Regions from separate parts of the Mus musculus genome. Here region 2 is linked to region 1. A link is a loop called in an ENCODE intact Hi-C map of the cell type or tissue named here. Cell type or tissue: gastrocnemius. All regions are shown on one strand. Links, peaks and the distances in the headings refer to the core of each region. The heading gives the core; the rest is flanking DNA.

Region 1 (10,922 bases), core at 1,810-9,809:
TTAAAAGGCAAAAACCATAAACTAGTAGTCATTTTATAGCTTTAACCTCTTATGAGTTCAAAGCTGTGTTTCTTAATAAATTTATTAACTGCTTTTGGGGTATGTGGGAGGGTGTAAATGACATGAATTATACAAAGACATGGAACACAGGAAACATTGGCACATTTACTCAAGGTTGATATTCGTAATTTTGGAGTACACATGAAGCTTTGAGTCCAAAAGACAAAGGGGTATTCGCATGCTACTGTTAGATATTGGTTCCTAAAATTTTGCTATGATGTTACGGAATCATATTGAAGATATTGCATTCAGAGAAAAGAAAATTAAAGTTGGATGCAGTGAAAGCTACAAGCAGGCCCTAATAGGTGGTCTACTCATGGCCATCTCATTTCTTGCCTTTGTTCTCAAGCCTGTTGTTATGTTTCTTTATCAGTCTGCACCAGATTCAGTAGTGCCCACCATAATGAGCATGAAGTGAAAGACTTCTCGACAGAAGACTTCAAGACTGGACTAAATGTTTGGACTATGAACCATGTAGTTCTATGTGGACATTTCTCTTATAAAAGGGGACACATTTTTACTTTGAGGGGACACTTGCGTCATCACTGATTTGCAAGCCCAAAGCATCAATTTCACTTATTTATATGGTTACTTGTGCATTTGACGTATTGATTAGTCCAGCACTTCCCATGGATTATTGCCCGTGTGCTCCTAGATTGCTGTAGTGTGGTTTTGTTTCTAAGTAGCATGTGCAATACTTAAAACCAGCTATCCAGTGTTTCTACTTAACTTTCTTCTCAGGTCTTCCAGATAGAGCCATGATGAGAGTGAGGCATATGAGTTCTCAGTGGGAACTCCTCCAAATGGATTACAAGAGAAATAGTAAATTGATTCTAAATCTGTTCCATTCTCTTCCCTGTAGGATATAAAATGTCCAGTTTTAACGCCTAAGCATGGACTTTCAAACTAGCAATCACAGCGCGGGACAGAGTCACATTTTATACAGCCAATTGAAGCACTGGGTCTCTTTGTGTTTGAACTTAATGGCAATTTTATTCTTTAAATTCTGCACATCTGTCTTTTCTTCAGGAAGGAATTAGTGTTTCAGGCCCATCGCATGATCTGTGTAAGATTTGTGTCACTTGCCATTTCACTTCATCTTTGCCCCTCACTTTTCACTGAGTCATCCTCCTCCTTTTCAATCTTACTGTCATTGGGTATCGTTGAATCACGTATGTGCACTTGACTGTATGTAATAGATCCTGACAGTGCACCTAAGAAACCTGGGACATGGCCAGTCCAGGACTGTCTCTACACTATTGCCAGGGTTCCAAATTCTTCTGGTATTTCATTTTCCCTCTTCTTATTCTCTGTCCTCTGGCTTACTGCCTCATAGTTGTAAAATTGTTGCCCAGATGCCAGGTGCGATGTCTACTTTCTGTGAGGGAAGGAGGGGGAGAGGCGAGTACGAAGATGAATGTGTATATCTTTCCCAGAGATGCGCAGCATACAACCATTGGCTGGAAATCTGTTATATGCCCCATTCGCCTAGATGTCTGTAAATACAGGAAGGAAAATTGTTTTAGCTATACATTATAACACATTACTTTCTGGATGGAATTTCGATTCTGTGGATAGGGAAGTGGGATTGGTATCTGTCATATTAAATTCCAACATCATGTCCCTGCCATTGTCTTTGGTGTCTTTTTTACTCTCTCATGCTTGATAACCCTTCCAAACACCCCTCCAAGCATTCTTATAACTGCTTGGTGTCTTATCCATTGTGTCACATTTGAGAGAAACCTCATTTGTAAGCTGAGTCCACTTCTCACGCCTAGTCAGAATCTTAATTTTAAATACAACCCTAACTACAGGAGGGGTCTGTGAATCTTCTCATTGTTACAAGAATTATATATTCCGGAAAGCAAACATTTTAAGTCAGACCATGCTGACAACTGTGGAAAATTATAGTTTCAAGTATTTGTTTCTGTAACTAATTTACTCCCTCTGAAATAGCACTAAATAGACACATCAGTGTGAAAATATCCAGGTAATAGAGGAGATTTTAAGCCTTGGTTCATTGTCTCATTCGCAGCATGGAACTATTAAGTAGTAGATCCTAATTTTAGGGTTGTTAGTAGGTTTTGGATGGAACATTTGTAAGTGAAGCTGGGTTCTCCTGAACTGTAAATTCTAAGTGTGAAAGATTACTTCATGTGGTCCCCTTCTTTGGTCCAGGTGGCTCCCCTCAGAGTTGCTCTGTAATGGAAGGAGAGTATTAGTCACAGCCTGGCCTTCTATAATCCACAAGACCTCAAATCCCGTGTGTGTGTGTGTGTGTGTGTGTGTGTGTGTGTGTGTGTGAAATAGCTTAAAAAACAATGCATGGCAGGAGAAGCATAGCCAAAGGACAGCAAAACCACATACTTCCCTTTTAATCTAGCAGAGTCCATGGAGGAAGAAAAGGGGATAAGTTTACTCTGGGCCAAAGTTACCAAGGGGGAAGTGAAAGCACTGTGTCTTTCTCCTACAGTGTACCTTGGAGGTGCTCAGAACTCAATGAAATTATTCAAAGTGTGACTGGACTGAAATGTGTCAGGCTTCTTTTCATTTGCAAGATGATCCTCTAATGTGGGGTTGAGGATCAAAGCTGTGCTTAGACTGGCAGGTTAAGAGCAAGAATGGGGAGTGTGCTGTGGAGACTGCCTTTTTCCCAGGGAGCTCCTCTCTCAAGGACTTATTTGCCATTGAATAAGCTCCCAAGGGAAACGCACTGCCCTGCTCTTTGACACTTTGATGAAAGCCCCTAGTTTTGAACTCTGAGGACATTCTCTGTATCCCATTCACTTGGTGGTCTGATACGAACTGGGAGATGAGGGTGAAATACACATCTTTACCCAGTAATGTTCCTCCCTCTTTCCAGGACCAAAGTCTTCGGATGGCTTCCTGACAGAAGCTAGCATTTCATTTCAAGAACACTGACAATATTTGTTTCCTTCAGGTTGTTTGAACATTGGACCAATATATGGAGAAAACACTAAGTTCACTTAATTCAGGTCTACACATTGTACAAGCTTTAGAATTTCACGTGATGTGGAAAGTGAAGCATTCAGAGAAAATTGCTTTATCATTGCTGCCCAACACAGACAGTTGGAATCCTGGTAAAGACTGAATTGGTTCCCATTAAATTCCTATGGTGAAGCCCCAACCCTAAAGTTATGGCGGTTGAGGGTAGGACATGCACCTTTATGGCATGAGCCATAAAGTTAAATGGAGTTATTTGGGTAGATCCTTATCTCAGCAGGACTAATGTCCTTAAAAAATTGGAAGAACCCAAAAAGTATCTATACAGAGAGGAGGCCATCTAAAGACACAGCAGGATCATAGTAGTGCCCATCTGTCTTTCATCCTAGGAGATAAACCTTACAGAAACTTGCCTTGCTGATTCCTTGCTCTTACACTTTAATTCAACCACCACATCTGTGGCATTTTGTTATAGCAGTACAGGCTGATTGATGCCGAGACAGAAACTCAGCTTGGCAGATTGGGCTGAGCACCATTTTTGTTCCATGAAACAGCTTCAGTTCAATTTTACTGAATTGTAAGTCATTGTAAACATAGATTTTGCTAAGTGTGCTGGTATATGTTTGGTAATCCTAACCCACAGGAACCTGAAACAGGAGGATTGCTCGCATGCACACACACACACACACACACACACACAGCCAAAATCAAGGAGTCCCAAGCAGCTTGAGTTATAGTCACAGTTGTTCCTGGCTTTATCCATATTCAAGCATCCACTCTCCAGTTGTTATTTAACATGCTTTCATAGGGCGTTCTGTCTGCTTTCCTCCCTCTTGTAGATGTTCCTGTGACACAAAGGGGAGGGAACAATATTTACTCACCCTCTTAATGTGACAGATGAGGAAACTAACTCCAGAAAGTTACCATATTTCCTAGACTGCTTAAAGCCCAGTGTGGTCAGAAATAGCCTAATATGTTCACTATATGGAGCCAACATGGCTACCCTTGAACACATGCAGCTTTCTTCATATTAACTACTGGGTAGTACAGCATGACCTGACTTCATTATGCTGCAGTTAAATGGCAACATGCTTTCTTCCTTTGTGTGCATTGTCACTTTACACAGGCTCCATAATTCTGAGGAGAGGCTGCTGTGGCTTCCTTTCCGAGCACTCTCTCCTGCCTCCTTTTTCAGTGTGATGGAGATGGAGTGAACAAATATTTTTCTGCTTACCTGGTGATGGATTTTTTTCAAAGAAAATTTCACATCCTGTCTGTAGAAAAATTCACTTTGCTAAGAGAACACGAAATGCTAGACTGTTATTAAATGTCTAATAAAAGAGTGAAAGGTTAAGTTGCTGTGAATGTTCATAGGGTACAGTATCAAAGGAGCCCTATTTACATCCTAGTCTCTGTAAACAATGCTCCCTTGGTTTGTAGAGTTCGGATAACCCTATAAGAACAACTCTGGGAACTGTGTCCCTGATGCAGTAGGTAAAGTGCTTGCTGTGCAATTGTGAGTTGGTATCTCCAACACTGTCATAAAAGCTGTGTGTGGTATTGCATATCTGCAACACCTGCACTAGGAGGTACATGGATCAGAAAATAAGAGTGTTGCTTGAAGCTCATTGGCTCTAGTCCAGTCTAGCTGAATCAATGAGTTCTAGGCTCAATGAAAGGGTGTGTAAAAATAAAAAAGGTAGTTAACAATGCACGCAGACTCATAAGTTGACCTCTGACCTTGACATATAAGTGCACAAACAAGTACATATACCACACATATACATTTACACACACACACACAGAGAGAGAGAGAGAGGGAGAGAGAGAGAGAGAGAGAGAGAGAGAGAGGACATACAGACACAGACCCTAAGATACTGACGCTCTGACACTCTGTATAAGTTGAAAATGATAGAAATTTGGAAGAGGGGATGGTATGTATATTTGGTCAGAAGTTTATGTTTTATTTTACATATCCAGTAACATAAAATTAAGAGTAGAGTGTTTTTGGTTTGTTGATGCAGTCTTACTTTGTATCTCAGACTTGCCTGGTGCTCCTTATGTAAGTCGGGCTAACCCAAACATATGATGCTCCTCTTGCATTTGCTTACTTTGTGCTAGTATTAATGGGAATATACTATAATGTCTTACTTCATTTCTTATACTAAGAAAATACCTTATATTTGGACTTTCTACAGTGTGGTCAAGTTGTGACAGTAGCTTTAACCACCCTTTATAAATTGATTACAATCTTAAAATTGAAACCACTTTAATGTATATATAGGTTGACATATTCTGGGTTCACACATATGCAAAGAGTGGTGAGCCATCAATGATAATAAAAGAAAAATGAATGTGCACGTAGATTCTTTTAAAAAGTATCAAAAACCAAAAACAAGTGTCATTTGAAAAAAGGAAAATCGAACGGTCACGATGACCGCATTCTTCTCTGTCACCACCAGGTGGCGACAGAGAGCACGCCGGAAAAAACTTCCTCCAAGGGGTCGGATGTGCCTGCTTCATCCCGGCCAGGGTGAGGGGAAGCCGGCCAGGCTGGTGGATCCGACCCCGCGAGGCGGTCGCGTTTTCCATCGGTCAATCCCCGGGAGGTTGTACTTTGTGAGATACAGGAAGTGCCTCCATTTTGGACAGGAAGTCGGGCCCAGGCGCTCATGGGAGCTGTAGTGCGTCTAGGGCCCAGCGCCGATCTCCGGGGCCACCCGGTGGCGAAAAACGCGCAAGTGCACCCCCGGTTCTCTGCCTCGTGGGGACGGATCTGGGACCCGAAGGCCAGCCGTGGTTCCAGACGAGCGGTGTGGCCGTGGCGGCGGCGTCCCCGGGCAGACGGGGGTTCAGGTCCGCGTCCGCTGCTCCAGGTTGTACCTGTAGGAGTGCAGGGACAGAGCCTCTCTCTGTCTCTCTGTCTCTGTGTCTAAGTCTCTCTCTCTGTCCCTCTGTCTGACTCTAAGTCTCTCTCTCCTCCTCCTCCTCCTCCCTTCCACCCGGGGCTGCCTGGCGTCGGCGTCCGCCATCGAGGGACCCATCCCGGCTTCCACGAGTCCCGCAGCCCCCGGTTCTCCCTTCTCCTTCCTTCTCCTTCCTTCTCCTTCCTTCTCCCTCCTTCTCCCTCGTTCCTTCTCCCCGGGGACCAAGCCCGAGTCCGCTTCCGACCGCGAGGCCCCGTCCCGGCTTCCCTGTGTGCCTCGTCGCCCCTGGGTCTGTCTGTCTGTCTCTCTCCAAGCTTCCCTGTTTGCTTCCATCCCGGCCTGCCTGGCCTCTGCCATGGCCCGCGCAGCTCGGGTCTCTGCGTCAGTCTGTCCCCCTATCCTGGTTCTCCCCCTGCCTCCCTCCCTTCTCCTTCCTTCTTCTACCTTATATCTTGGGAATCCTAGGTTTTGGGCTAATATCCACTTATCAGTGAGTACATATTGTGTGAGTTCTTTTGTGATTGGGTTACCTCACTCAGGATGATGCCCTCCAGGTCCATCCATTTGCCTAGGAATTTCATAAATTCATTCTTTTTAATAGCTGAGTAGTACTCCATTGTGTAAATGTACCACATTTTCTGTATCCATTCCTCTGTTGAGGGGCATCTGGGTTCTTTCCAGTTTCTGGCTATTATAAATAAGGCTGCTATGAACATAGTGGAGCATGTGTCCTTCTTACCAGTTGGAACATCTTCTGGATATATGCCCAGGAGAGGTATTGCTGGATCCTCCGGTAGTACTATGTCCAATTTCCTGAGGAACCGCCAGACTGATTTCCAGAGTGGTTGTACAAGCCTGCACTCCCACCAACAATGGAGGAGTGTTCCTCTTTCTGCACATCCTCGCCAGCATCTGCTGTCACCTGAATTTTTGATCTTAGCCATTCTGACTGGTGTGAGGTGGAATCTCAGGGTTGTTTTGATTTGCATTTCCCTGATGATTAAGGATGTTGAACATTTTTTCAGGTGCTTCTCTGCCATTCGGTATTCCTCAGGTGAGAATTCTTTGTTCAGTTCTGAGCCCCATTTTTTAATGGGGTTGTTCGATTTTCTGAAGTCCACCTTCTTGAGTTCTTTATATATGTTGGATATTAGTCCCCTATCTGATTTAGGATAGGTAAAGATCCTTTCCCAATCTGTTTGTGGTCTCTTTGTCTTATTGACTGTGTCTTTTGCCTTGCAGAAACTTTGCAGTTTCATGAGGTCCCATTTGTCAATTCTCAATCTTACAGTACAAGCCATTGCTGTTCTGTTCAGGAATTTTTCCCCTGTGCCCATATCTTCAAGGCTTTTTCCCACTTTCTCCTCTATAAGTTTCAGTGTCTCTGGTTTTATGTGGAGTTCCTTGATCCACTTAGATTTGACCTTAGTACAAGGAGATAAGTATGGATCGATTCGCATTCTTCTACACGATAACAACCAGTTGTGCCAGCACCAATTGTTGAAAATGCTGTCTTTCTTCCACTGGATGGTTTTAACTCCCTTGTCGAAGATCAAGTGACCATAGGTGTGTGGGTTCATTTCTGGGTCTTCAATTCTATTCCATTGGTCTACTTGTCTGTCTCTATACCAGTACCATGCAGTTTTTATCACAATTGCTCTGTAGTAAAGCTTTAGGTCAGGCATGGTGATTCCACCAGAAGTTCTTTTATCCTTGAGAAGAGTTTTTGCTATCCTAGGTTTTTTGTTATTCCAGATGAATTTGCAAATTGCTCCTTCTAATTCGTTGAAGAATTGAGTTGGAATTTTGATGGGGATTGCATTGAATCTGTAGATTGCTTTTGGCAAAATAGCCATTTTTACAATGTTGATCCTGCCAATCCATGAGAATGGGAGATCTTTCCATCTTCTGAGATCTTCTTTAATTTCTTTCTTCAGAGATTTGAAGTTTTTATCATACAGATCTTTCACTTCCTTAGTTAGAGTCACGCCAAAGTATTTTATATCATTTGTGACTATTGAGAAGGGTGTTGTTTCCCTAATTTCTTTCTCAGCCTGTTTATTCTTTGTATAGAGAAAGGCCATTGACTTGTTTGAGTTTATTTTATATCCAGCTACTTCACCGAAGCTGTTTATCAGGTTTAGGAGTTCTCTGGTAGAATTTTTAGGGTCACTTATATATACTATCATATCATCTGCAAAAAGTGATATTTTGACTTCCTCTTTTCCAATTTGTATCCCCTTGATCTCCTTTTGTTGTCGAATTGCTCTGGCTAATACTTCAAGTACTATGTTGAAAAGGTAGGGAGAAAGTGGGCAGCCTTGTCTAGTCCCTGATTTTAGTGGGATTGCTTCCAGCTTCTCACCATTTACTTTGATGTTGGCTACTGGTTTGCTGTAGATTGCTTTTATCATGTTTAGTTATGGGCCTTGAATTCCTGATCTTTCCAACACTTTTATCATGAATGGGTGTTGGATCTTGTCAAATGCTTTTTCTGCATCTAACGAGATGATCATGTGGTTTTTGTCTTTGAGTTTGTTTATATAGTGGATTACATTGATGGATTTTCGTATATTAAACCATCCCTGCATCCCTGGAATAAAACCTACTTGGTCAGGATGGATGATTGCTTTAATGTGTTCTTGGATTGAGGATTTTTGCATCGATATTCATAAGAGAAATTGGTCTGAAGTTCTCTATCTTTGTTGGGTCTCTCTGTGGTTTAGGTATCAGAGTAATAGTGGCTTCATAAAATGAGTTGGGTAGAGTACCTTCTACTTCTATCTTGTGAAATAGTTTGTACAGAACTGGAATTAGATCTTCTTTGAAGGTCTGATAGAACTCTGCACTAAACCCGTCTGGTCCTGGGCTTTTTTTGGCTGGGAGACTGTTAATAACTGCTTCTATTTCTTTAGGTTGTATGGGACTGTTTAGATGGTCAACTTGATCCTGATTCAACTTTGGTACCTGGTATCTGTCCAGAAATTTGTCCATTTCGTCCAGGTTTTCCAGTTTTGTTGAGTATAACCTTTTGTAGAAGGATCTGATGGTGTTTTGGATTTCTTCAGGATCTGTTGTTATGTCCCCCTTTTCATTTCTGATTTTGTTAATTAGGATTTTGTCCCTGTGCCCTTTAGTGAGTCTAGCTAAGGGTTTATCTATCTTCTTGATTTTCTCAAAGAACCAACTCCTCGTTTGGTTAATTCTTTGAATAGTTCTTCTTGTTTCCACTTGGTTGATTTCACCCCTGAGTTTGATTATTTCCTGCCGTCTACTCCTCTTGGGTGAATTTGCTTCCTTTTTTCTAGAGCTTTTAGATGTGTTGTCAAGCTGCTAATGTGTGCTCTCTCCCGTTTCTTCTTGGAGGCACTCAGAGCTATGAGTTTCCCTCTTAGAAATGCTTTCATTATGTCCCATATGTTTGGATATGTTGTGGCTTCATTTTCATTAAACTCTAAAAAGTCTTTAATTTCTTTCTTTATTCCTTCCTTGACCAAGGTATCATTGAGAAGAGTGTTGTTCAGTTTCCACGTGAATGTTGGCTTTCCATTATTTATGTTGTTATTGAAGATCAGTCTTAGCCCATGGTGGTCTGATAGGATACATGGGACAATTTCAATATTTTTGTATCTTTTGTGACCAATTATATGGTCAATTTTGGAGAAGGTCCCGTGAGGTGCTGAGAAGAAGTTATATCCTTTGGTTTTAGGATAAAATGTTCTGTAGATATCTGTCAGATCCATTTGTTTCATCACTTCTGTTAGTTTCACTGTGTCCCTGTTTAGTTTCTGTTTCCACGATCTGTCCATTGATGAAAGTGGTGTGTTGAAGTCTCCCACTATTATTGTGTGAGGTGCAATGTGTTCTTTGAGCTTTACTAAAGTTTCTTTAATGAATGTGGCTGCCCTTGCATTTGGAGCATAGATATTCAGAATTGAGAGTTCCTCTTGGAGGATTTTACCTTTGATGAGTATGACGTGTCCCTCCTTGTCTTTTTTGATAACTTTGGGTTGGAAGTCAATCTTATCAGATATTAGAATGGCTACTCCAGCTTGTTTCTTCAGACCAGTTGCTTGGAAAATTGTTTTCCAGCCTTTCACTCTGAGGAAGTGTCTGTCTTGTTCTCTGAGATGGGTTTCCTGTAAGCAGCAGAGTGTTGGGTCCTGTTTGTGTAGCCAGTCTGTTAGTCTATGTCTTTTTATTGGGGAATTGAGTCCATTGATATTAAGAGATATTAAGGAAAAGTAATTGTTGCTTCCTTTTATTTTTGTTGTTAGAGTTGGCATTCTGTTCTTGTGGCAGTCTTCTTTTTGGTTTGTTGAGGGATTACTTTCTTGCTTGTTCTAGGGCGTGATTTCCATCCTTGTATTGCTTCTTTTCTGTTATTATCCTTTGAAGGGCTGGATTCGTGGAGAGATAATGTGTGAATTTGGTTTTGTCGTGGAATACTTTGGTTTCTCCATCTATGTTAATTGAGAGTTTGGCTGGGTATATTAGCCTGGGCTGGCATTTGTGTTCTCTTAGTGTCTGTATAACATCTGTCCAGGCTCTTCTTTCTGGCTTTCATAGTCTCTGGTGAAAAATCTGGTGTAATTCTGATACGCCTTCCTTTATATGTTACTTGACCTTTCTCCCTTATGGCTTTTAATATTCTATCTTTATTTAGTGCATTTGTTGTTCTGATTATTATGTGTCGGGAGGAATTTCTTTTCTGGTCCAGTCTATTTGGTATTCTGTAGGCTTCTTGTATGATCATGGGCATCTCTTTCTTTATGTTTGGGAAGTTTTCTTCAATTATTTTGTTGAAGACATTAGCTGGCCCTTTAAGTTGAAAATCTTCATTCTCATCAATTCCTATTATCTGTAGGTTTGGTCTTCTCATTGTGTCCTGGATTTCCTGAATGTTTTGAGTTAGGATCCTTTTGCATTTTGTATTTTCTTTGACTGTTGTGTCGATGTTCTCTATGGAAT
Region 2 (10,922 bases), core at 1,333-9,332, 340 kb after region 1:
CCATTGCATACACTAGCAAGATTTCGCTGAAAGGACCCAGATATAGCTGTCTCTTGAGAGACTATGCCGGGGCCTAGCAAACACAGAAGTGGATGCTCACAGTCAGCTATTGGATGGATCACAGGGCTCCCAATGGAGGAGCTAGAGAAAGTACCCAAGGAGCTAAAGGGGTCTGCAACCCTATAGGTGGAACAACATTATGAACTAACCAGTACCCCGGAGCTCTTGTCTCTAGCTGCATATGTATCAAAAGATGGCCTAGTCGGCCATCACTGGAAAGAGAGGCCCATTGGACTTGCAAACTTTATATGCCCCAGTACAGGGGAACGCCAGGGCCAAAAAAATGGGAGTGGGTGGGGAGGGGGGGAGGGTATGGGGGACTTTTGGGATAGCATTGGAAATGTAATTGAGGAAAATACATAATAAATTAAGAAAAAAAAGTTAATAACGGAGCTGAAAGCTTTCCATCCCTGACTGAAACATCCTTACTCAGTGTTTGCCTATCTAAAACGTTCTTTTACACAAAGTCAAGAAATGCGGGTAAAAATGTAGCTCATGGGTAGAGCACCTGCTCAGCGCGCACACGGTCCTGGGAGGCATTCCCAGCACCACAGAAACAACCACGCCACACAGCCTTTAGTCCCAGCACTCGGGAGGCAGAGGCAAGATGATCTCTGGGAGGGAGGTTAAGGCCAGTCTAGTGCACACCGTAGTCCAAGTCAGCTAAGCCTACGTGATAGTCAGACCCTGTCTCAAACAAGAGCAGCAGCAACCACCACCAAAACAAAACGGCAGCAGAGGTTGGTATTCAGGTAAAAATAAAAGATAAAAGTGCATGAGAAAGCCTCTAAGAAAGCATATTTTAAGTCTTTTCACACACAAATAGGTATATGGGGCGATGCCTATGAAAACAGCTTAATTTTTTTTTTTTTTTTTTTTTGGTTTTTCGAGACAGGGTTTCTCTGTATATCTCTGTATAGCCCTGGCTGTCCTGGAACTCACTTTGTAGACCAGGCTGGCCTGGAACTCAGAAATCCACCCGCCTCTGCCTCCCGAGTACTGGGATTAAAGGTGTGTGCCACCACACCCGGCTTAATGTAGCAATTCTAACAAGTATCGCTACAATATATATTCACTGAATTTTCTTAGATTGATTTATTTTATGTGTGTGAGTGTTTTGCCTGCATGGAGGTATGTGCACCATGGGAAGAGGGTATTTAACCGCTGGGATGGAAGTATGGATGGTTGTGAGCTGCTGCGTGGGTACTGGAAACTGAACCTGGAACCATCTATATGAGCAACATGTTGCTCTTAACCACTGACACATCTCTCTTGCCTCCTAGATTCTTTGTTGTTGTTCTTTTATTTGGTTTGGTTTGGTTTTTCAAAACAGGGTTTCTCTGTGTAGCCCTGACTATCCTGGAACTCCCTGTGTAGACCAGGCTTGCCTGGAACTCAGAGATCTGCCTGCCTCTGTTAAAGGCGTGCGGCACCCCATTGTCCAGCTCTAGATTCATTTTTTGACTTGTCAGCCAGTAAGCAAAATGATAGATCTGGGGATATATCCCAGTTGCTTAACTTGCAGGGAGCCCTGCACTCGCTACCTAGCAGCGCATAAAACTGGACACCATGAAGCATGCCTATTACTTTGCAAGTGGAGGATCAGGACTTCAAGATCACCTCAGGCTAAGACGCAGTAAATTCAGGGTTAGCCTGTGCCACATAAGACCCTGCCTCAAAATGAAACAAGCCATAAAAGAGAAACATACATCACATGTATGTACATACGTGTACACACACGCGCGCGCGCGCGCGCGCCATGCTGGGGGGGGGGTGCCTTTTTTTTGGTTCGGTGTCTACCGCCATCTGGTGGCAGCAAGTAGCAATTGCTACAGAAATTCACAGGCTCAGTTAAGACCAAGCCTTCAGGAATGCAGGTATTTGGAGGCATTTGGAGACATCAGTGACTCAGAAAAAGCACATATCTGCGTGGCCTTAGCTCCACTCACTATGTAGTGGTCTTTCTTACTTCTCTTAATTGAATCTCCACGTGTATATGTATGTAGATACATTGCAGAATTGTAAAAGTTCAAGTTAAAGGTAAGTATACTTGGGTTGTTCACGCTGTATTCTGATTCTTGTATTTTTTTTTCTTCCATTTTTTTTCTTCCAGCCTTTCTGACTTAAAATGGAAACGTATTTTGACAGGCTTATCTGATTAAATCTATTGTCTCAGAAATCCCCTTTTATGTTTTTAAAGATTTATTTATTTTTATTTTATGTGTATAGGTGCTGTGCCTGCTTGTTCTATGAATCACTTTGGTGCAGTGTCCTCCCTTGGAGGGAGGCTAGAGGAGGGCATAGAATCCCCTGGAACTCTATGGGTACTTGGAATTGAGCCTGGGTCCTCCACAAGGTCTGTAAGTTCTGTTTTAATCTCTCTCTCTCTCTCTCTCTCTCTCTCTCTCTCTCTCTCTCTCTCTCTCTCTCTCTCTCTCTCTCTGAAGCAAGGTTTCTCAATGTAGTCTTAGCTATCCTGGTACTCACTATGTAGACCAGGCTGGCCTGGAACTCACAGATCCTCTTGCTCCTGTCTCAGGAGTGCTGGGATGAAAGGTGTATGTCACCATGCCCAGCCAGTAAGTTACTGAACTATCTCTGCTTAGAGAGATGGGGTGGGAGGGGGAGGTTCTGGGGAAGTGGGAGAGGAGAAACATACAAACATCCATTGACAGTTCACTGCTTTGCAGGCAACAGAACTTCCTGTATCCCAGAGGCAGCCACTGCCTTATACCCTTCCTACCCACCACTAATCTGCTAAACTCCAAATCCGTAGCAGCCTCAAGGAAGGGTGGGACAATGCGATTATCTTCCTGACTACTGCTTTAGACTCTATTTAGTCCCTGAATTAACCTCCTTAGCCCTCCCCCCTCTAAGCTTGGATACCTCTTCTTCTTTTTTTCTTTTTAATTTCCTTTCTTTTTTTCTTTTATTCTTCTCTCAGACATTATATCCTGGCCACAGTTTCTCCTCCCAGATCCACTCTTCCTGTTTACCTTCAAAAACAAACAACAAAAGCAAAACTGAGGGAACATGGCATACCAAGTTGCAATTAAACTACGCACAAAGCCTCCTATCAGGGCTGAATGAAGCTGGACTACGCAAGCCAGTGGGAGGAAAAGGGTCCCAAGAGCAGGCAAAAGAGTCAGAGTCACCCCTGACTCCCATCTTCAAGCGTTCCGCAAGAACACCAAGCTACACGACCATAACATATATGTAGAGGGCCCAGTGCAGACCCATAGAGGTTGTTTGACTGCCACGTCAGTCTCTGTAGCCCCTATGAACCTTGATTAGTTGATTCTTAAAAACAAAACAAAACTTTCTTTATTTTATTTTAATTTTATGTGTATGAGTATTTGCGTGCATATATGTATGTGTGCCTGGTACTTGAGGCCAGGTGGTGGTGGGGGGCGGGGGGTCTCATGTGTAGCCCTGGAAGTCGCTATTACTTAGATCAAGATGGCCTCAAATGTACAGAAATCCACCTGGTCCTGAGTGTGGAGATTAAAGGCATGTGCCACCATACCAGACAGCTACAGCCTTCCAAATGAAGAAACTCACGTCTACAGGTCATTGTTGGATCCCTATCCCAGTCTCTCCCATGGTGAGCGGACGACATTAACAAAGGATATTTCTCCTCAAATCCTCCTCTCAGCACATCTGTCTGTAGACCCTGGAATGTATTTAAAATGAGAATCTGGTGCTACTTCTGGGGCTGAGGAGGGAGCTGGGCCAAGTCAGCAGGTGTTAGGGGAGATGTCTCAGGCTGAGTTTGGGGTCAGGTTAAGACATCTCCCAAGAGGCACTGTGTAACCAGACCATTGAGAGATGGATGGCTACTGAAAGGAAAAGCATCATCTCGGGACCCCCAAGACCAAGTTCTAAGCACAAAGGAGCAGGGAAGTAAGAGAGACACAGGAGGCAGAGGATGGGGAAGAAGGGAGAGGTTATAGGGATATTTGTCCCAAAGGACAATGGAACAAAGGACTGCCTCTGAAGGAAACAGACGTGGCACCGAGGAGCATGACAGTTTATAAAGGTAAAGGGGAAACCCTGTGCTAGGATGAGGTGTTTAATTTTAATTGGGCATGTTTATTAGGTGAGCCAAAGGGGGCTTTTGACTGCTGGACTTTAATACTTTGATAGCTGGACCTTGGTAGTCAGACTAGGGAGGAGCAAGTGGCCAAATAAGGGACTAGACCTTGGAGGCTAGCTTTAGGAATGTAGTCTAAGGGGTTTTAGCAAGGCAGAGGGAATGGAGGAGAAGGGCAAGGCTTGCCAGAGCTGCACTCACCACACTGGCCAGAGCCCCTTCAAACTGTCTGCACTCCCCCAGCTGCCCAAATCCTGTGTTGTCAGAATTAGGATTAGGCCCACATCCAGCATGCTGGCGACCCAAGAGATCAGAAGACAGAAGTACACAGAGGAATGACTTCGGGAGAGCAGTGCGTGTGTCTAGCCTCTGAGCCGAGCCACTGCCATCATGGGGAGTTCAGCAGCCACCACCATGCAAAAGGGGCCCCCTTGACAGTTTTTCTTCTTCTCATTGGAGGGGTGGGAAGCATCACAGGACTCTCTCCAGAGTATATGTGACCTAAGGGAGGGGCTGGAACACATAGGACCTTCGTCTCTGCATCCACGTCCCTATGGACAACCCTCACCTATGCTCTGCAAGCAAGCAAGCCCAATAAACTTCGGTGATATGTTATCTTGGTTTGTCATTGGGACCTTTGGAGTACTGGTTGACATTGTTTATGTCTAATAGCTCTGCAGTGGTGGCCTTAAAACCCAGTACTTGAGAGGTAGAGACAGGCAAATCTCTGAGTTCAAGGCCAGCCTAGTCTACAGAGTGAATTCCAGGACAGCCAGGTCTACACAGAGAAACCCTGTATTGAAAATACAAAACAAGGCATTGTTTATGTTTAAACCTGGGAAGGAGAGGAATTTTTAAAAAGGTATGGGTGTATACTGTACCCAGGGAACTTCTTTGATGTTTTGTTTTGAGACCGGGTCTCATTTAGTCTGAGCTAGGCTGCCCTCAAACTCACTGTAGCTGAGGATGACCTTGGCTCTCTCTGTCTCTCTCTGTCTCTGTCTCTCTTCTCCCCCCCTCTCCCTCCCTCCCTCCCTCCCTCCCTCCCTTCCTTCTTTTCTTTTCTTTCTTTCTTTTCTTCCTTCCCCAGGATTGGATTAGGCCTTGTTGGGAATTGAACCCAGGGCTTTGCACTTTTTAGGCACGCAATCTATCAAATGATCCACATTCCCAGCTTATTTGACTTTTTAGAGAGGTTCTCATGTAACATAGGCTTCCCTAGAACCTGCTACACAGACCCGTCCTCAGTGCTGGGACTTCTGCGTTCATCGAATTTTTGGAACATTCTAGAGCCTTAAGGCCGTTCATCAGTAACTGCAGTCATCGGCCAGCAGGTGGCGCACATAGGATATTGATGAAAACAGTTTGAGCATGACTAGGGAAATCGGGCCTCTTAAGATGTTGCTGCAGTTGCTCTAAAATATTTCAAAGCATTTACCCTACAGGGACAAGGATAGATGAGCTTCGAGAAGGAGGCAGCCGGGGAGCAGACTGCACTTACCTATCAAGTGTCAGGAGGCCAGCACAGCAGCAGGGCTGGAGAGCAAGGGCGTGAGGATTTGAGTTTATACTCTGGCTGCATCTCACACCGGCCTGTGTGTCATTGGGTGGAGGTTTTTTTTGGCTTCTGGGCTCCCATTTCTTCTTTTGCATGTTCTTTCGGACAGTGTAACAATTCAATTTAATGGTAATGTTACTTGGAAGTCACTAGGACAGATCTTAAATGTTCTCACCATGGAGAGGGGATGGTTTGTCAATAGTTTGATTGACACATATATCAGAGCATCCATGTTGTGTACTGTAAATATATATAATTCTTATAGTTCAACTTCACTTAAGAGTTGGAAGGAGGAATTTGAGGCCATCCTTAGCTACTTGTGGAATTCCAAACCAGCTTATCCCCGTAGCTAGATGTGGCGGCATGCCCATTTATGCCTAGTAATGAGAAAGCAGAGGCAGGTAGGTCTCTTTGAGTTCAAGGTCAGCCTGATTTACGTAATGGATTCAAGGCTAGCTAGGATTAGGTGGTAAGACCTTGTCTCAAAACAAAGCAAAAATCCAACCAAACCAAAAAAATAAAAAATAAAATAAAATCAAGCTATATGAGACCTTACCTCAAAAATGAAAATGAATCTAGAATGCAGCTTGTGGCTGCAGCACTTTCCTCTAAGCACAGGTTCTATGCTCAACTCCCAGTACTTGGGAAACAAAACCTAAGAATTAAAAAAGAACAAAAAACAAAAAACAAAAAAAACAAAAAAGTTCATTGAGTTTCTCCAATTCGGGCAATCCTGCCAAATACTGTGGATTTCAAACCCCATCTTCTAAGACTTTGTGTTCGAATGGCGAGCAAACTGCAGAGCAGAGATCAGGTGTGGATATTGGTACCAAACACTAAAGAAGTCTGCTCTGTGCCAAAGACACCGGGGCGACTCCCATGAAGATACAAGGTTGTTGGAAGAAGAAAGAAGCCACAAAATAGCTAACTGTGGGAGTACATCAGGAAAAAACAAACAAACAAACAGACAGACAAAACAAAGAGTTACAATTTGTGTGAACTGATCTGGAGAAGGTGTTTTGTTTTGTTTTGTTTTGTTTTGTTTTGTTTTGTTTTGTTTTGTTTCTGTGTAGCCCTGGCTGTCCTGGAACTCACTCTGTAGACCAGGCTGGCCTCAAACTCACAAAGAGTTGCCTGCCTCCCCCTCCCTTTGTTTCTTTTTTTGTTTGTTTGTTTGTTTGTTTTGTTTTGTTTTTTAGTTTTTCGAGACAGGGTTTCTTTGTATAGCCCTGGCTGCCCTGGAACTCACTTTGTAGACCAGGCTGGCCTCAAACTCAGAAATCTGCCTGTCTCTGCCTCCTAAGTGCTGGGATTAAAGGTGTGCACCACCACCACCCGGCTCTTGTTTGTTTTGTTTTTGCCAGATTTCATTCTGGATTTGATGTTGTAAGCAAGCGTGGACTTTGTAGAACCACATCTTTTCAAAATCCCAAATAGCCTTGGTGGTGGTGCTCACTGCACTCAGGAGGCAGAGGGAGGCAGATCTCAAGAGTTTGAGGCTAGCTGCATCTCCATAGTGATACTTTGTTTCAAGACAAGGACAACAACAAAAACATCTCCAACTCCTAAACCTAGTAATGGTGATAATGATTAAAAAAGAACTCAAAATTATAATATAAAATGCTTCTTTTTTAGTTAAAACTGTATCAAAGAAGTAAACTCCATAAACTATCCCACTAAACACTGATTTTTTTACCAGACACTGATAAACACTTCTTAAGAATTAAATTGCCAGGCATGGTGGCTCACACCTAGAAACTCCAGCCTTACAGGGCTGAGGTAAGAGGATCTTGAGAGTTCAAAGCCAACCTAGGCCACATCATTCCAGGCCAACCTTGGCTCCAAGTGAGACCCTCACCCTGTCTCACCCTCCCAACCCTCCCACCCTGAAGCAATAAAGCCTGCAAATTATAAAATTCAATGTTGTCAGCTCTCAAAATTTGGATGAAAATGAAGGATACAATCAAGGGGAAATTTGCAAGCCAGATGGCTCTTTAGACAGATGTGACTTTAAACAGACAGTCTCAGAAGACTGTCCACATTGTTTTATGTCTAAACGAGACCTTTTCCGTCCTTAATTACACAGGGAGGTATATAACTCCCGGAATGAAGCCTGGCCTTTAGCTCAGTGGAAAATTCCGCTGCTGATTTGAGAGTAGAGCTTTCTTTTGGCTGCCAGGGAAATGGTAAACACTCTGGCTGCCTTCTCTCCACAAGCCCAGGCTCTGTATTTGCACAGTGTAATTCACTAACGACCATGTTTTTCTCCTGTTCCTGCTGCTCCACTGTAACTTTGCCATATATCCCTCTGGTGGGCATAGTACCTTTAAAAATATTTTAGAATTACATTTATTGTTATCATGTAGTTTTAAAAATAATTTATGCATTTTAATTTTATGGTGTTTTGCCTACATGTATTTCTGTGTGAGGATGTCAGATCTTAGAGTTAGGGACAATTGTGAGCTGTCATGTAGGTGCTAGGAACTGAACCCCTCTTAGAAGGGCAGTCAGTGTTCTTAACCACTGACCCATCTCAACTGTGAGTTACCATGTGGGTGCTTAGAATTGAACCCGAGTCCTCTGGAAGGGCAGTCATTGCTCTTAACCAATGAGCCATCTCTCTAGTCCCCATTGTCTCTCTCTTTTTTTTTTTTTTTTTTTGGTTTTTCAGGACAGGGTTTCTCTGTGTAGCCCTGGATATCCTGGAACTCACTTTGTAGACCAGGCTGGCCTCGAACTCAGAAATCGGCCTGCCTCTGCCTCCCAAATGCTGGGATTAAAGGCATGCGCCACCACACCCAGAAAAAGTGGAACCATTTTTGGGTTTTTTGTTTGTTTGTTTGTTTGTTTTTTTGGGTTCAGCATCCTTAATCATCAGGGAAATGCAAATCAAAACAACCCTGAGATTCTACCTCACACCTCACCTCCTTCCTTCCTTCCTTCCTTCCTTCCTTTCTTTCTTTCTTTCTTTCTTTCTTTTCTTTTTTTTTTTTTTTTTTTTTTGGTTTGGTTGGTTTTTTTTGTTTTTGTTTTTGTTTTTGTTTTTGTTTTGTTTTGTTGTTGTTTCCAGACAGGGTTTCTCTGTATAGCCCTGGCTGTCCTGGAACTCACTTTGTAGACCAGGCTGGCCTTGAACTCAGAAATCTGGCTGCGTCTGCCTCCCGAGTGCTGGGATTAAAGGCGTGTGCCACCATGCCCAGCAGATTTGAGGTTTTGATCAATTTCCTTAACCCCCATCACCCCCAAACCCAGGCTGTGGTAGCTACCATTTGTCTGCTCCAATGAGTCCATGTTTTTAGATCCTGCCAGTAAGTGACATCATGTCACTGTATCTTGCTTATTTTACCTGGCTGTAAGATGTCCTTTAAATTCACCCAATTTGGAAATGGAGAAGGGTGCGGTTGGAAAAGTTGTATCTTTGGAAACTTTTCTTAGCACTTAAGTTTTTCCATATGGGAGACCTGAGTGGTCTCCTAAAAGTGTAAACGTGTCCCAGTGAAGGAAGCAGGAAGTTTGGGAGATGAAAATCTTCCTTAACTAAAGTCTAGACTCCAGGGCAGTCTGGGCTACCTGAGACAGTCTCAAAAACAAGTTAAAACTGCGGTCCCAGTGAAATGGGTCAACAGTAAAGTCGCTTGCAAGGAAGTGAGTCAACAGGTAAAGACGCTTGCCCTGAACAGTCAACAGTAAAGGCTCCTGCAGGGAAGTAGGTGAACAGGTAAAGACGCTAGCAGCTGAGACTAATGACTTCAGTTCAGCCCCTGGGATCCACACTGTGGAATGACAGAATGAACTCCCACAGGCTGTCCTCAGCCCTCCGCATGAGGCCAGGGCACTCATGCAGAACCCCTCCGTACACAGAAATGCACACAAAATGAAACAAAATGGAATAATTTCTTAAAAGCGTAAAAAAGTAACAAATCGTCTCGTTCTTTCTATAAAAATCCTACAGTCTTCGGTATTCCCCAAAACATGGAAAATAAAAAAGGCACACCCAGGGCTCAGATCTTGATTTTGACATTGTGTTCTACTCACAGGGGACCTGGAACTCTGTGGATAATTAGTCAACTGCAGGGCAGGGCAGGGAAACAGGAGACTAGAATGTCTCGTTGTGTCTGGAAAGCAGGGGGGGCTTTTCTTTTTCTCAAGTGTCAAGAAGCTTGCAAAGATCCAGAATCAGAATGTGAGCTGCTCGGGAGAAGACAGGTTCTGAAAGTAGCAAATTGTAAACAAGCCCTTAATTACGTTAAAACCCGCAAAATCAGCATGGAAGCAATTAAGGTGGGATAAGAGAAAACAGAGACTCAGAGAAGAATTCTAACAGAGATACATCCAGGAATGTGGGGCCAGAAAGCCATCATGTGTCATCTCGCATGCAATAACTAAGGAAACAGTAATCGGTGGTTACTGAACCTGGATTTGTGGGGCCAGTGAGGTGGCTCAGAGGATAAAGGAGCCTTCAGCCAAGTGTGACGATGTAAGTTCCACCTCCAAGACCTGCATAGTAGAAGAAAATAAAAAATTGACTCCTGCAAGTTGTCCTCTGGCCTCCACGTGTGGCCTATGGCATGTGCCTGTCCACTCATATTTACAAGTGTAAGATTTTTAAAAAGTAAAATGAGAATGCCATGCATGCATACAAATTATCTTGGTCATACTCATTCCCCAATGTAATTCCTCCAGATTTACCATCTACCCTACCCTTCCCTTTCAAACTTTATTTAAACATTTATGTGGGGGGTGGGGGGGGTAGATAGGTGGTTGTGCACAAGTGGGCAGGTGACCAAGGAAGGCAGAAGAGGACATTAAATCCCCTGGTGTTGGAGTTACAGGCAACTGTGAGTCCCCGCTACAGGTCTTGGGAATCACCCTTTGGTCCCCTGGAGGAGTGATTAGGATAATTTTACAGAGTGAGTAAGCTCTCTCCTTCCATCTTTACTCAAGGTCAGATTGAGCTCAGGCTAACAATGCTCTTGAGTCTTTCCTTCAGAGGCCTCTACCCTTTTAACAGCCCCTTGATTACAATATGTCCCACCCGTACCCTCATGGGTGTGAAGCCAAACACTGGAGAAAAATGTGTAAATAAATCTTTGTTGTGCGAAAGTAGAAAGAGAAACAATATTTACATGGGTAATTGACAATGGAAAATAGTAACTTCATCAACCAGGGGACAAGTTAGACAGTATCAAGGCCAATAGCTCCAGTGTTGGG

The links. Hi-C counts contacts between places; a loop is a spot of excess contacts. Peaks named below come from ENCODE experiments on the same cell type or tissue, not always from the same donor. Only the 100,000 strongest peaks of a DNase experiment are listed, where the experiment ranks them.
Region 2: it touches region 1 in a loop (7-fold over the local background); 13 of 42 quality-filtered maps call a loop at or near these places.

The regions. Positions count from the first base shown.
Region 1 is chr7:7,273,075-7,283,996 of GRCm38, reverse strand. It overlaps Clcn4 (chloride channel, voltage-sensitive 4), which reads left to right. Exons shown (of 12, transcript NM_001357102.1): 12 at 1-1,688. It also overlaps a transcript of Vmn2r29 not described here. Among named protein-coding and RNA genes, the nearest start is that of Gm45631, 17 kb to the left of the region's middle. In gastrocnemius, for the core only: a CTCF peak has its summit at 5,513 (motif pointing right); DNase peaks (open chromatin) are centred at 5,635 and 6,172; H3K4me3 peaks cover 1,208 bases; H3K27ac peaks cover 1,145 bases.
Region 2 is chr7:6,931,886-6,942,807 of GRCm38, reverse strand. Usp29 (ubiquitin specific peptidase 29) reads right to left here. Exons shown (of 8, transcript NM_001360502.1): 5 at 10,125-10,208. Among named protein-coding and RNA genes, the nearest start is that of Zim3, 39 kb to the left of the region's middle. In gastrocnemius, for the core only: CTCF peaks have their summits at 1,886 (motif pointing left) and 5,485 (motif pointing right); DNase peaks (open chromatin) are centred at 1,802, 5,495 and 6,076; H3K4me3 peaks cover 218 bases.